4 separate regions of the Homo sapiens genome follow, and regions 1, 2 and 4 are each linked to region 3. A link is a loop called in an ENCODE intact Hi-C map of the cell type or tissue named here. Cell type or tissue: endothelial cell of umbilical vein. All regions are shown on one strand.

Evidence for each region. Peaks named below come from ENCODE experiments on the same cell type or tissue, not always from the same donor. Only the 100,000 strongest peaks of a DNase experiment are listed, where the experiment ranks them.
Region 1: a loop joins it to region 3, with 3 times the contacts of the local background. A loop is called at or near these places in 23 of 110 quality-filtered maps.
Region 2: it touches region 3 in a loop (2.9-fold over the local background); 5 of 110 quality-filtered maps call a loop at or near these places.
Region 4: a loop joins it to region 3, with 2.4 times the contacts of the local background. A loop is called at or near these places in 4 of 110 quality-filtered maps.

The regions. Positions count from the first base shown.
Region 1 is chr7:130,240,280-130,244,279 of GRCh38, forward strand. No RefSeq gene overlaps it. Among named protein-coding and RNA genes, the nearest start is that of CPA2, 25 kb to the right of the region's middle. In endothelial cell of umbilical vein, a CTCF peak has its summit at 2,454 (motif pointing right); a DNase peak (open chromatin) is centred at 2,462.
Region 2 is chr7:130,756,375-130,760,374 of GRCh38, forward strand. The region is part of intron 3 of LOC105375508 (a long non-coding RNA gene); the gene reads left to right. Among named protein-coding and RNA genes, the nearest start is that of KLF14, 24 kb to the left of the region's middle. In endothelial cell of umbilical vein, a CTCF peak has its summit at 2,269 (motif pointing left); a DNase peak (open chromatin) is centred at 2,267; H3K27me3 peaks cover 793 bases.
Region 3 is chr7:130,830,170-130,834,169 of GRCh38, forward strand. All of the region lies in intron 3 of LOC105375508 (a long non-coding RNA gene), which reads left to right. LOC105375509 (a long non-coding RNA gene) reads right to left here and starts at 2,569. Exons shown (of 3, transcript XR_007060528.1): 1 at 2,499-2,569; 2 at 2,352-2,416. In endothelial cell of umbilical vein, a CTCF peak has its summit at 1,888 (motif pointing left); no DNase peak of the experiment used is centred here.
Region 4 is chr7:130,720,565-130,724,564 of GRCh38, forward strand. No RefSeq gene overlaps it. Among named protein-coding and RNA genes, the nearest start is that of KLF14, 12 kb to the right of the region's middle. In endothelial cell of umbilical vein, a CTCF peak has its summit at 1,522 (motif pointing left); a DNase peak (open chromatin) is centred at 1,537; H3K27me3 peaks cover 2,004 bases.

The sequences.
Region 1 (4,000 bases), 590 kb before region 3:
GGGGGTTATATTTTTCAGTGATGTTTGAATGGTTTTACTATGAAAATATTATTTTAGAAGCAGAAAAAAATAAAAGCACACAAAGGTACTGTCAAGGAACAATATTTCACCAAATAGAGCTTTAAAAATCTGATCGGCTTTTATTAGTGATTTATGAATTGGGCAGCATCTCATCTATGAAACAGAAAGGTGCTTTGGTGAGAGCCAAGCAGAGAGGGTTGGTTATGTAGGCAGAAAAAGGCTGAAAAGAGCAAAAACAAGGAGGAAAAAGTGCATTGATCATTTCAAAGTTACTTTCCTTATAGGGTTAAAGCAGAGGGGATTTTCATATCATGCCAACTCAGGTTGACTGGCCCCTTTGGATTAAATGCTGTGAATCTCTTGTTCTTTGGAAAACCAGCTGGTTTCTAAATTTAGTTTGATTATGTGGCACCTAGCATGAGTGACGCCATTCTGGTTTGGTCTGGTCTGTTGGGGCCTAGGGCAGGAGCTCAGTCCAAAACAAGGACCTCCCACAAATTTTATTTAACAGCATATACATGAATATTCTTTTTAAGATACTTTGAAATAGTGAAAAATTGAGTGCAGTAAATAAGGGATTGGTTAAATACAGTATACTCACATAGTGGAATACAATTGAGCTCTCCCCAAAATACAGTGTAATCCCACACAGAGAAAAATAACCAACATGGTAAAACCCCATCTTTACTAAAAATACAAAAATTAGCTGGGTGTGATGGTGGGCGCCTGTAATCCCAGCTACTCAGGAGGCTGAGTCAGGAGAATCACTTGAACCAGGGAGGTGGAGGTTGCAGTGAGCTGAGATCGTGCCACTGCCCTCCAGCCTGGCGACAGAGCAAGACTCTGTCTCAAAAAAAAAAAAAAAAAAGAAAGAAAAAAAAAGTAACCAATAACAACAATATGCCTTTATATAGATCAAACTGTTAATTATCTCTAGGAATATTTTAACTTTCTTAGTAATGTCTATAATATTGTAATTGTCAATATGCCACGTGAATTACTTTTACAGTTGAGATAAAAGGTTATTATTTAATGCTGGTTGAAACTGGGAATTTTATGATTTTTGTCTAGCTCTTGAGAAGCAACTACCTCACCCTGTTATATCAGGTAAGTCTATTGTTTATTTTTATTTATTTATTTTTTTGAGATGGAGTCTCGCTCTGTAGCCCAGGCTGGAGTGTGGTGGCTTGATCTTGGCTCACCGCAACCTCCGCCTTCTGGGTTCAAGTGATTCTCTTGCCTCAGCCTCCCGAGTAGCTGGGATTACAGGCATGCGCCACTGCACCCGGCTGATTTTTGTATTTTTAGTAGGGATGGGGTTTCGCCATGTTGGCCATGCTGGTCTTAAACTCCTGACCTAAGGTGATCCACTGGCCTCGGCCTCCCAAAGTGCTGGGATTACAGGTGTGAGCCACTGCGCCCGGCCCTATTGTTTAATTTTTATGCATTAGGCTTTCCTATGCATTTCCAGGAACCTATTATGATACAAGTAGACTGTGCAGATATCATTTTTTTCCCTCTAGACCAATGCTCTCCAATAGAAATTTATTGCAAGCTACATATGTAACTTTAAATTTTCTAGTAACTACATTTTAAAAAGAGCAGGTGCAATTAATTTTAATACTATATTTTATTAACCCAATATATCCAAAATATTATCATGTGAACATGTAATGGATATAAAAATTATTAATGAGATATTTTACATTCTAATTTCCACACTAAGTCTTTTAAATCTGGTGTGTGTTCTACTTACAGCATATTTCAATTTGAGTGCTAAATTTTCAACAGTTAAAATGTTGTCCTACCAAAACAATAAGGTATGTATGCATTTAAAGGAAAAATATTTCACTCTGCTTCAGTTTTTAAATGTAAGTTAAAATTAATTTAAAACGTCACTAGTGTGACCAGTCACACTTGCACATTTCAGGTACTCCATAGCCACAAGTGGCTGGTGGCTACAGCATTGGGGAGTGTAGATATAGAACATTCCACTGTACAGCTGTGGTCTAGACATTGAGCTCCAGGCAGATACAATCTCTTACTCATCTTCAGGGCTCTATGACTTAACAGTGCCTGTTACACAGTAGGAACGCCATAAATGAAGAACTCATTCATAGATCTGGGACTGAGATCATCATGAGCAGCACACTGATTAAGGGTGAAAAGACACACCTTCACAACATGGCCATGGATGGCCCTATTTACCTCCTCCTGAGCAGGACAAATAGTTAATATACGTGGAGGGATTTTGGTGTTGCAGACAGCAAATTATTTGTGGAATCTATTTGTTCTTCCCAACTGACTTAATATAAAAAAGAATTTGTATGATGGAATTTTAGACTCAAGATTGTCTTTGGTACAAGGCGGGAACCCGGTGTACCTTGGGACCAGGGGACTGACACAGTGGTTGTCTGCTGGGGGCAGGAGGGGGCAGCAGAGAGCCACCAGGGTGGTTGGCTCCGGGGAACCCAAAAGATGATGGATGAGTGGGAAAATGGACTGTTAGGGTGAACCCAAATCACAAACTCATAGATCAAAAGGAAAGCCAGGCTAGAAAGCCAAGCCAGGATGGAATCAATGTATAAGAAAATATGCTGTGAATCTGTGGTTTCCCTTATCACTTCAGTAGGAGATTTGACCTTTACTTTCTTTCTACTTAAATTATAAACAAAATGAAGAAAATTGGCCAAGTGTGGTGGCTCATGCCTGTAATCCCAACACTTTGGGAGGCTAAGGCAGAAGAATCATTTGAGGCCGGGAGTTTGAAACAAGCCTGAGCAACATAGTGAGACCCCATCTCTATTTTTTTTAAATAATAAAAAAAGAAAATTAAAATTGCTGTTTACCACACAGAATTTTTAGCAATTTGTATAGCCAAATCCCTGAGTTAACTTTTTGGTGTATTTCCTTCCAAAATAATAATCATTTTGAATACATGTTTTGTTTTATAAGCTCCTTAAAATTTTTTTTGTCTAATTCTGGGTTTCAAGGGGAATGCGTCTAGCTTTTGCCCATTCAGTATATAATGTTGGCTGTAGGTTTATCATAGATGACTCTTATTATTTGAGATATGTGCCTTTAATACCTAGCTTATTGAGAGTTTTTAATATGAAGGGGTGCTGAATTTTATCAAAAGCCTTTTCTGCATCTATTGAGATGACCATATAATTTTTGTCTTTAAGTTCTGTTTATGTAATGAATCACATTTTCTGATTTGCATATGTTAAACTAACCTTGCATCCCAGGGATAAAGCCTGCTTGATTGTAGTGGATAAGCTTTTTGGTGTGTTGCTGGATTTGGTTTGCCAGTATTTTGTTGAGGATTTTTGCATTGATGTTCATCTGGCCTGAAGTTTCGTTTTTTGTTGTTTCTCTGCCAAGTTTTGGTTTCAGTATGATGCTGGCCTCATAGAATGAATTAGGGAGGAGTCCCTCCTCCTCAATTTTTTGGAATAATTTCAGTAGGAATGGACCAGCTCTTCTTTGTACATCTGGTAGAATCTGGCTGTGAATCCATCTGGTCCTGGGCTTTTTTTGGTTGGTAGTCTATTTATCACTGATTCAATTTCAGAGCTAGTTATTGGTCTGTTCAGGGATCCAATTTCTTCCTGGTTCGGTCTTGGGAGGGTGTATGTGTCCAGGAATTTATCTATTTCTTCTAGATTTTCTAGTTTGTGTACACAGAGGTGTTCATAATATTCTCTGATTGTTGTTTGTATTTCTGTGGCGTCGGTGGTAATATCCCCTTTGCCTTTTCTAATTTCTTTTATTTGGATCTTTTTTGGTTTTTCAAGTCTCAATATCCTTCAGCTTAGCTTTGATTTTGGTTATTTGTTGTCTTCTGCTAGCTTTGGGGTTGATTTACTCTTGGTTCTCTAGTTCTTTTAGTTGTGATGTTAGGTTGTTAAACTGAGATCTTTCTAACTTTTTGATGTGGGCATTTAGTGCTATACATTTTCCTCTTAACATTGCCTTA
Region 2 (4,000 bases), 74 kb before region 3:
TGGGGAACATTTGAAGCTGGCTCTCCCAACTTGTTATAGCAGATGAGCCACGGAGTTAACTGGCTCTCAAACAAATGGATGCCACCCTTATCTCCTGATATCCCTGGCTTCTCTACCTAAGATTGCATCACCCTTACCCCTTTCTTCTTATAGATCCTTTCACTTGTTGCTTTCTCTTCTTGCTACTTAGTACTCTCTAGCTCTGATATTATTTAACCCACCCCTTATTTCTCATTTGTCTCCTTCACTAGAATGCTAGCCCTATGAAAGCAGGGATCTGTTTTGTTCACTGCTTTAACTATAATGCTTTGAACGGTGTCAGGCACACAGCAAGTGCTTAATAAATATTTGTTGATTTAATTGAATGAACTTTATTTCCTTCATAATATTCGTGGGAAAAGAATCACTGGAAAGTCTTAATTCCTACTAATTTGGTCAGGAAGGGGCTTAAAGTCCCTCCAAATTGAACGTTAATGGAAATGTGATCGTATTTTCTATCCTTAACTAATAAAGACTGCCATATTGGTGATATTAGTATCAGTTTGCCAGTACATTTCTTCTTAGCAAAATGCTTACATAGGATGCTAACTTACTAACAAAAGGTTATTTACTGAATCTGGAATCAGAATAAAGGTTGTTGCAGGCATAATCATAGTAGCTGGTGTTAGGAAGCTGTGGGATAGCCTGATGACCATGCACGTGGGATGGGAATACATCTTTCAAGGGGATCAAGAAACTTAGGGAGTATCCGGGGCCCTTCTCTCTCCCATATAATAATAACAGGCCACACTCATAGTGCCTATTCTGTGCCAGGCACTGTTTGTTAAAGTCTTTCTGTGTAATTGGTTGAATGAGTTTATGAGTAATAGTGAATATTTTGAGCATTTACCACATACAGGTACTATTCTGAGAACTTTTCACGTTATTTCATTTACTCCTCGTGAGAGTCTGATGCAGTAGGTTCTGATTGTCCTCCCCATTTTGCACCGGGGCATCAGACACATTGACAGGTTGAGTAAGTTGTTTGAGCTCACACAAATTAGTAGGTAATGGAACTGGGATTTGAGCTCTGGTAGCCACCAGGCCCCTGGTGGACAGTGCTGGAGACCTACTAACTACTGTTGCCACTGGTCTTTTACTTCTCTTCTCTTTTCTTTTCTTTTTTGAGACGGAGTCTCGCTCTGTCACCCAGGCTGGAGTGCAATGGCGTGATCTCGGCTCACAGCAACCTCCACCTCTGTGGTTCAAGCGATTCTCCTGCCTGAGCCTCCTGAGTAGCTGGGGTTACAGGCGTGCACCACCATGCCCAGCTAGTTTTTTTTTTTTTTTTTTTTTTTTTGTATTTTTAGTGGAGATGGGGTTTTACCATGTTGGTCAGGCTGGTCTCAAACTCCTGACCCTGTGATCTGCCTGCCTCGGCCTCCCGGAGTGCTGGGATTATAGGCATGAGCCACTGCGCCTGGCCTGGTCTTTTTTTTTTTTTCTAAACTATACGTGTATTCCAGCCCTTACAACACAGAGCTCTGCAAGTAACAGATGCCCCCAACTTAAAAAAAAAAAAAATGAAGCAAATCCCAGTTCCACGTTCTTCTGGAGATACCTCTTCCCCTTAATTTGACGTGTCTGGCTCCCAAGTCTCATCAGGAATAGGCTGTTATTCTCTAAATCGTAACTATCCCTTGTAAAAGTAGCTACCACTTTAATTCGAAAACCAGGCTAATATTTTAAGTGTATCAAGAGAGGCTTTTTATTGTCACTATCTGTTGAAACCTTCAATAAATCTGAGAGTATTCTTAGAATCAACACATAACTTTTGTGTTTTGTAAGTTTGGAACGTTGCCTGTTGGATTTTCTTAGTGTGGCACATGATTGAAGGGAGCATGTTAACCTTTTAACTAAAATAAAGTGTTTTTGCACAAATTTAGTGATTATACCTGAGCTGGTTAATGTGAGAGAAATGATCTTAAACATGAGCTTACTCTCTTGTTGTGGAGGTAAGACAGACACAGGCTACAATTTGATAACCAATAAAATTGCTTTTGATTAGTGCCAAAATGTATGGAGCAGATATTGAGTCCAGTATTTGGATAAGATAAAATATCTTGGAATATTTTGGGACTAATTTTAGGATAGACATATCATTTTTAGGAATGTTTATAACAGTCCCCATCAGGAGATAATCCCTTCTAGAAGGTTTCTTAGATTTGAACAGTCTTGTTTAAAAAGATAAAAGCTCCTAGAGGGAGCTCACTAAAGGGAATGTGGTTCCCTCTAGTGGTGGTAGAAGAAGTTGTGAATTTTCTTATTTATTTCTTTTTTTCATATTTATTCATTGCATCCTGATACATAGTAGTTCCTGTATTAGAGATACAGAAATAAAAGACACAGTTTTATTTATCAAACTCTTACAAAGTTGGAATAGAGAAGAGCAAATAATTATGATACTGTATCTGAAAATAGTAAAAAGCCTCCTAGTCCAGATCTGGAGGGATGGGGTTAGACAAGGAAAGACTTCCTGAAGAATTAGATGTTATCTGAGTTTTTATAAAAGGAGCACCTATTATTTCTTCCTCTATACAATAGTAATGTATTATACGGGTATATTTGACGTTTATTTTGGAAAATTTGGGAAACAGATGAGTTTTTAAAAAGTCCATTATTTTCTTCACCAAAAGATAACCACTTACAACATTTTGCTATATCTGCTACAAGCCACTTTTTATGGATAATTTATGTTTTAACAGAATTTATGCCCATGACATTTTGTAATGTACTTTAAACAAGTTAATATATTTTGAAAATTTTCTTGTATTACTACATTCACTAGTATAACATTATTCGTTCTCAAAATAGTTTTCCCCTTTTTCCCACTGTTACTTTTTCAGGTGAACTTTAGAAAAATTTTGTTCATTTTTAAAATTCCATCGATATTTATTTATTTATTTATTTATTTATTTATTTATTTGAGACAGAGTCTCACTCTGTCTCCCAGGCTGAAGTAAAGTGGTGCGATCTCTGCTCGCTGCAACCTCTGCCTCCTGAGTTTTAAGAGATTCTCCTGGCTCAGCCTCCCAAGTAGCTGGGATTACAGGCACCCACCACCATGGCTGGCTAATTTTTTTTTTTTTTTTTTTTTGAGATGGAGTTTTGCTCTTGTCACCCAGGCTGGAGTGCAGTGGCGCGATCTCAGCTCACTGCAACCTCCGCCTCACGGGTCCAAGTGATTCTCCTGCCTCAGCCTCCCGAGCTGGGATTACAGGCGTGTGCTACCATGCCTGGCTAATTTTTGTATTTTTAGTAGAGGCTGGGTTTCACCATGTTGGCCAGGTTGGTCTCGAACTCCTGACCTCAGGTGATCTGCCCGCCTTGGCCTCCCAAAGTGCTAGGAGATTTTTTTTTTTTTTTTTTTTGAGACGGAGTCTAGCTTTGTTGCCCAGGCTGGAGTGCAGTGGCGTGATCTCGGCTCACTGCAAGCTCCGCCTCCTGGGTTCATGCCCTTCTCCTGCCTCAGCCTCCTGAGTAGCTGGGACTACAGGCTCCTGCCACTACGCCTGGCTAATTTTTTTTGTGTATTTTTAGTAGAGACGGGGTTTCACCATGTTAGCCAGGATGGTCTCTATCTCCTGACCTCATGATCCGCCTGCCTTGGCCTCCCAAAGTGCTGGGATTACAGGTGTGAGCCATCGCGCCCGGCTGTGCTGGGAGATTATAGGCGTGAGCCACTGTGCCCGGCTTAAAATTCCATTGATATTTAGATTGTGAGAAATATAGAAATTTATTTGGGGAGAGTTTATATCTTTATAATATTAAATTAAGTCTTGTATCTAGACATGTAGTAGGTCTCACCATCCATTTGAACCTTCATTTTTGTTCTCCCTATCAAATGTTACAGTTTTCATCATTGGGTACAGCACTTTAATTTAAAGGTTTTTTTCTAGGTGTTTTATGTTTTTGTTTTTATTTATTTATTTGAGACAGAGTTTCGTTCTTGTTGCCCAGG
Region 3 (4,000 bases):
GTCTCACATTTCCACGAGGCTCTGTTTATTTTTCTTCATTTTTTTTCTCTCTGTTCTTCAGTCTACATAATCTTTATAAATATAACTACAAAATTGTTGACTCTTTCTTTTGCCTGCTGAGAGCTAATGTGTCCTCACACTCCAAAGAGAGAGCAAGCAAGCTCTTTAGTGTCTCTTCTTGTAAGAGCGCTAATTCTATCATGAAAGTTCCACCCTTGTGACCTCATCTAAACCTAATTACTTCTGAAAGATTCCATCTGTAAATACCATCGCGCTGGGGGTTAGGGCTTCAACATATGAATATTGCGGGGACACAGACATTCAATCCATAATAGCAAGTTTCAGTGGATTTCAGAAGCCCCTAAGGCAGAAAAGCAAAAGCACCTTATTTTTTGTCCACTTGACCTGTGTCTTATGTTGGACTGAAATGTAGGTCTCCTAATTTTAGTGTAGTTTTGTATATTTCTCCCTATATATCTTTAACTTTCTGATATATAAAGGTAGGTGCTGTGTTATTTGTGTCATATATATTCATAACTGATATGTGATCTTTGTGAATTGTGGCTCTTGGTATTATCAAATATTTTGTTGTCTCACTTTTTGTCCAAATTCAACATTTTCTGGTATCATTAGCACAGTCTCTGTTTTCTTACTATTTTGTTTGTCTGCCCTATACTTTTACATCTCTTGACTTTTACCAGCCATTCTGAATCACTTTGGTTTAGGTATATCTCCTAAATGCAGCATAGAGTTGGGTTTTGCTTTGTGGGTCAACCTGCAGGTCTTTTCCTTGTAATACATGGGTTTCTATTTACATGTATTGAAATGAGTGACAGGTTTGGTTCAATAGCTATTTTAATGTTATATTTACTTTGTTTTGTTTTACTTAATATGTCTCTTTAGTCTGTTTTCGTTGCTCTTTAAACATTTTGTTTTGATGTTTAGAAACATTTGAACATGTGTTCTTGCAGTCACCTTCCAGTCTTCACATGTCATTCTCACTGTGTGCATGTCTGTGTCCAGGTTTCCCCAAAGGACATTAGTCATATTGGATTAGGGACCACTCTAGCCCAGTATGGTCTCGTCTCAACTAACTATATCTGCATGACCTTATTTCCAAGTAAGGTCACATCCTGAGGTGCTGCAGGTTGGGACTTCAGCATATGAATGTTGGGGGGACACCATTCAACACGTAACTGCCTCCATCTTTATATCCATCATGGTTGCCTCAAACCCTGTCTTTTGATTCCTTAAGCTTCTAAGGCTGTGGGTTTCTACCCAAGATTTAGTAAACTCTCTGAGGAGAACTGTGGGCTGCCTGCGCTCAGGCTAAAAGCCATTAACATGGAAAGTTTACACAGTGCTATTCTTATCTTCTGCCAAGTGCCAATCCTCTCTCCCTTTCTGCTTCCTTTTGGTTGTTCTCCAGGGCCATCAAGTAGTTCGTTTTTATATTTGGAATGGAATGATGGTCATTATTTGCAAGAGAATTGGCCCAAAGCAGCTCTTCCACTATTACTGCAAGACTCTCATTTTATTTCTTCCTGGGGTTTTGTTTGCTGTTTTTTTTTTGTTTTGTTTTGTCTGTTCCTGTTCTGGGTTTTTTAATGTATCATTCTAGGTGTTTCTTTCAGATCTGCAAATGGTAAAAAATGTTACATTCAGGTTGGTAGCGTCCATCAGTTTCTTCTTCATTTTGTGAAAGGGAATTTTTATTAGTTGAGGTGTTTGATTTTTATTTTACATTCCCTTTATACAGAGACTTCATTTGGATGTTGTCTACCCTTTCCCATTCATCTGGAAATGTCCCATCTTTTTCCTGGACCAGCAATATCTGGCAAGGGTAAAGATTTTAGTTGGCAGACTATATTTCACAGTTCAAGGGCACCCTCTGCTGTTGACTTAAGAGAATTGCAGTTTCATTAATGTTACAGTTTTGGTGGGGTATTTTTTTTTTTAATTTTGTTCTAGTGGAACTTTTAATTTTCAAAAATATATTTATCTTCCTCAGATGTGAATCATGTTTTTTGTTTCTTGATCTCTGCGGTTTTTTCAAGTACGCGTATTCATTTTGTGAAAATTCAATGAGCTCTACACTTTATATGTGCGTATTATATTTCAATAAAAAGCTAAAAATAAACTTGTCAGTAATTAATGCCTAATGAATGAAACACAGAATTATATTTGATAAAATTATCTTCTACCCTCCGACTTTGTTATGCCCTACCTGTTATTTTTGTACATTTGTTACTCTAAAAATTATATTTTGTACACATGCCCAAAAGGTATGTTTTGTAAGTACACTTAAAGGTATCTTAAAATTACTTGTTTTTGAATCATTTGATACTTACCACCAGTCTTTTCAAAGTGTTTTTATCATTCATGAATTCTTTATCTTGATTCTTCTTACAGGTAGCTGAAATACAACATCATAATTTTTACTGGAAAATAGCCACAATGAAGGAACACCACAATTTCACCATGAAAACCAGCACAACCTTACACAGATGACAAACATTTCCCCTCAAAACTTGTTAAACTGTATTTGGGCTGACCAAATTAACCAGAGTTATTCTATTTATGGGGGAGCAGGAAGTAACTTGATAAAATGCTTTGAGTTTATATATCATGTCAAATAAATAGCATAATTTTAAAGGAAAAAAACTTGTTAGGCAATGTTCTCTTATTTTCTGACATCACATATTGTGACAGAATGTAAGGCCAACCTGGTTTTTACAAATTCCGTGGTCTAATTTTTTTGTTGTTGTTAGTGTATAAAAATAGCATTGACTTAAAATTTTTTAAATTTCTTTTATTTAGTTAATTAATTTATTTTGAGACAGAGTCTCGCTCTGTCACCCAGGCTGGAGTACAGTGGCACAATCTCGACGGACTGCAATCTCCGCTTCCTGGATTCAAGCGATTCTCCTTCCTCAGCCTCCCGAGTAGCTGGGACTATAGGCGTGTGCTACCACGCCTGGCTAATTTTTGTATTTTTAGTAGAGAGGGGATTTCACCATTTTGGTCAGGCTGGTCTCAAACTCCTGACCACAGGTGATCTGGCTGCCTCATCCTCCCAAAGTGCTGGGATTACAGGCCTGAGCCACCGCACTCAGCTGAGTTTTTTTTTAATGAATGTACTCCTGGTTGTTTTTTTGTTGTTGTTGAGACAGAGTCTCGCTTTGTCGCCCAGGCTGGAGTGCAGTGGCGCGATCTCGGCTCACTGCAAGCTCCGCCTCCCAGGTTTACGCCATTCTCCTGCCTCAGCCTCCTGAGTAGCTGGGACTACAGGTGCCCGCCACCACGCCCAGCTCATTTTTTGTATTTTTAGTAGAGACGGGGTTTCACCGTGTTAACCAGGGTGGTCTCGATCTCCTGACCTCGTGATCCGCCCGCCTTGGCCTCCCAAAGTGCTGAGATTACAGGCATGAGCCACTGCGCCCAGCTCCTGGTTGTTTTTTTACTCTTCTCTTGACATACTTCTCACACACTGCAGTCTGTTGCATAAAAGGAATTACATGGTTTTGAATTACAGATAAAGATGGACATTGTCTATGTGGTAAATACGTGGTAGTTTCTGGGTGTCTTTTTATATGCTTCATATGAAAAATGATCGTACGTAAAACTGTCTCTTTCAGAAGGAACATAATCTGGACCATTCAGATACACCGAAATTCAGCTGTTTTCTACATCATCTGTGTGGGTGTAGCTAAAATATGAGCTTTTAAGCTTAAAAACAACTTCTGCATGTTATTTGGAAATATTTTTTACTGAATTTCTCAACCACCCCAAAACTTAAAGGGCAAATTTAAAATATGCATTTAATGCCTTAGTATTTTAGAGTATAGCCTTCAACAAAGTCCTTTGAGCCTCACTGTAAAAAATATTGACTTTTTATTATAAGTCTTGTGTCCCATGTCCTTGCTAATTCATTATTTCTAATCGTCCATCTGTTGATTCTTTTTAATTTTCTGCTTATACAATTGTATCATTTTTGAAT
Region 4 (4,000 bases), 110 kb before region 3:
TGAGCCACCGCACCTGGTCCTCTAATGGTTTCTTAAACCCACTGCAGCTGGGGTTTTAGCTCCTGCCACTCCATCACAATTACTCTGCTCAAGGCTGCTGATGACTCCCTCCTGGCTAGAGCCAACAGTCAGATTCCCAGCCTTCCTCCTACTTGACATAGCATGAGCATTTCACAAAGTGGACTACTCCATTTTTGGGTGCACTTTCTTTACTAGGCTTCGAAGACACCACACTCTCGGCTTTCCTCCTACCTCACTGGTCATGCCTTCTTCGCCTCCTTGGCTGGTTCCTCCTGCTTCCCTTGGAGTGCCCCAGGGATCAGTCTTAGCCTTTTTTCCCTTCACCCTCTACACCCTCTTGTTGATCTCATTTGGACTTACAGCTTTAAATAACATCTATATGCTGATAACTCCCAAATTTTTCTCTCTAGCCCAGACTTCTTTCCAAAACACCAGATGTATCTATTTTACTGCCTCATCAAAATTTCCAAGGGATGTCTAATTTTTATTTCAAACTCGACAGTCCAAAACAGAATGCTTTTTCTTCCACTACAAATCTGCCCCACTTCTAGCCTTCCTCATCTTAGTTGATGGAAACTCCATCCTCCCAGCTGCTCAGGCAAAAGACTTTTGAGTCACTGTGACTCTTCTCTGTCTCTCACTCCCCATGGTCAATCCTTTAGGAAAATCTATTGGCTTTTCCTTTAAAATATATCAGAATCTACCATCACTGTGGTCCAAGCCACCATCATCTCTGATCTACATTAATGAAATTACCTCCTAACAGATCTCTCTGCTAAAACCCTCAAACATAGAAGTCAGAATGATCCTTTGAAACACAAGTTATATCATCCTATGTTTCTGTTCAAGATCCTCAATGGCTTTCTAGTTTACCCATAGGAAAAGTCATTACAGTGACATATAAGGCACACATGGTCTGGCACCTTCCCCTCCTTCTGACCATAACTCTGCTCCAGTCCTGCTAGTTCCTTTACTGTTTCTTGACCTCATCACCTAGGGTTGCTTCTTTAGCTGTGCCCTCTGCCTGGAACACTTTTCCTCCAGATATCTGCTGGCTAACTTCCTCAACTCCTTCAAGTCTTTGTTCACGTCTCATTTGCACAATGAAGCCTATTCAGATCACACTGTTTATGACCTCACCTTAACCCCTACTCTCACTTAGCACTGTTGATCCCACTCAGTCTGCTCTACTTTTCATTAATTCCATGTCTTCTGCTATCTAATGCTGATTTATTTTTTATTTTCTATATTCTTTCTGCTGGAATAGAAAATCATAAGGGCAGGGATCTTTATTTTATTCACTTCAATGTCCCAAGTGCCTACAACAGTGTCTGCCATATTTTAGTGCTCAATCAATCCTTGTGGAACTGTATTTTTTAGCCCATAAAAGCCTGGTGCTTTTTGTTGTTTTTGTTTTGTTTCATTAAAGATAAAAGCCATGACTACACATGACCCCAGAAGGAAAGCCTCTAGCTAGCACCGCCTCTGGATGCACTTCAGTCCAGTCCATTGCTGACCCCTGCTGGAACTCAGCGACCAAGTTGCTGTCTGTCCCTTGACTGGATGAGTGGACCTGGAACTCCTTGGGGACCGGCAGGGTGACAAGAGGCTGCTGATATCCTCTTTGCCACCTACTTGTTCCATACCCTGTTTGTAAGAGCCGTATCTGTAGTCCTACCTCTCCCTGGGGATTTTCCTAATTCTAGGGGTCTGCAGAAGACAGATTAAAGCTTTCTTTTGTTTTATTTATACTTGGTAACTGTCTTCTCTTATAAAGACCCAGTAAGAGGGGGAAAAAAAATAAAATAAAAAATCCTGCTCTGGGTTCCACTTTCAGAATTAAGAACTTAATCTTTAACCAGACTAAAACTTGACATGAAGTAGAGAATCTGTTTTGAAAATATTAATGGGATTTCTTTTCTTATTCTCTTCCATATAATGACTCCCTTCTCAACCAGAGGCATCCTTTTTCACCAGAGAGCATTATGGTTGTTACAGCAGGAATGCAAAGGTACACGGGACTTGAATTCAGCTTTTGAAGCCCATAATTAAATAACAGTCTTGAAAGCTTTTTTGAGAAAATAAGCTCAAAATTCCAAAACCTCTTAAATATTAAGAGCAAAAAATGTAGCCTGGACATCAGGTTTTACTCTAATCTGTAGGTAGAACACACTTCGGGTATGATGGTGGGAAGTTGCCGTCTACCGAGGGAGAAAGTAAAGTGCTCTTCCAGTTGAAAGAGCCAAGGACAGGGGGCAGGTTTGAGGGGTTGAGACTAACTGATGCTTGGATCCCTGGGAAGGAACCCCTCAGTCCCTTCAGTCTTTGGGCCTTGGCCCAGAATGGGAAGATGGGCATGACATCAGGAACCCCAGATAAGTTGAAGGAGAATCTGGAACTTCTGGCCTGTCCTTCACTTGTACTCCATGTTCAGTGTGACACTGGGGCAGTATAGTGCCATTCAAGAGGTAGTTCTTACATGGTTGAGAGGTATCTAGGCAGATGGACCTGAGTTTGCACCCCAGTTCCCTGTGGCCTTGGTGTGGAATGGAGGACAACCAGCATATTTTTTATGCCTTGGAAAGAGCATGCAGGAGTGCTGAGAAAACCCAAGGTCCAGAAGTCTGCATTGGGGATGAGAAAGCTACATCCAGCAGAGACCTCCAGTAAGAGGTATAGCAGGACTCCAGACTCCAGACTCCAGACTCCAGCAGTGAGTGTCAGAAAGGCATCAAAAACAGCAGACAGGACCTGTTGCAATTCACTGGGCACAAGCACAATATTCCCAGAGACCCCTAAAATAGCCACACAGCATAGAAAATGAGTGAGGATCCAGAGAACAGCAGAGGACACAGCCATGAGACTGCTTCCCTTTCTGCTGTTCTGAGTATATGTAAGCTCCCAATATTCAGGAACCATGGCAGGAAGAAAGGGAGAGTTTGAGCTTTGAATTGACTGAATATTTATATCCAAAACACTGAATTAAATTGAATGGGAATATCTTAAACTGAAGAAGACTAACTGAAATATAACTAAATTACCTTAATTGACAAGTTTAAATTTTTCACCTGTCATTAACAGGAGTGGGAGCTTCCTAATAAGACACAAGCAGCAATAGATAATAAAAAATGCTACATTTTTTTCTTTCAAGTTGAATCGTAAATGTTTGTATGTTTTGACCATTTTGCTTTTCTTGCCCTTTACTAAACTAGAATATTTTGACAGGTGAACTAGGATTCTGGGTCAAGCTCTGGATTATCAAGAGCTATTGCGGAAAAATAAGAGACAAAGAGTATTCCGGAGTGGAGTGTGTGAGATTTTCCTTTGAGAATTCAGATTGGGCTCATTTCCTGTGTGGTTTGTGTTGACACTCCCCTAACTCTATCCCTCCAATGAGCTTAAGAAAATGGGAGTGAGTCTCTGAATTCCTAGTGAGGGATGAGGGGCAAAAGAAACTCCCTGTCCAGGTCCTAGAATAGGCATGAGAGGGCCTGAGCTGACACTCCTATACACGGGCACAAAGGTTCTTATCGATTTGGATTCTTGGTGTACTATGATTTTTCTCAATATAAAATTATCTACCTTTGCTGCACTCAAGTTTTGGGCTTGGAATTGTATTTTGACTCTGATATTAATTTTGTCACACCTTCTTGCTTTTATTAACACTTAACATTTGTTTGGTATATCATTTCCAAACCTAGGATTTTCTTTTTTCTTTCTTTCTTTTTTTTTTTTGACAGGATCTCACTCTGCTGCCCAGGGTGGAATACAGTGATGTAATCACATCTCACTGCAGCCTCAACCTCCTGGGCTCAAGCAATCCTCTCACCTCAGCCTCCTGCATAGCTGGGACTATAGGCATGCACCACCATGTCCAGCTAATTTTTTTTTTTTTTTTTTGTAGAGACAAGGGCTTGCTATGTTACCCAGGCTGGTCTTGAGCTTTTGTCTCAAGCGATTCTCTCACCTTGGCCTCCCA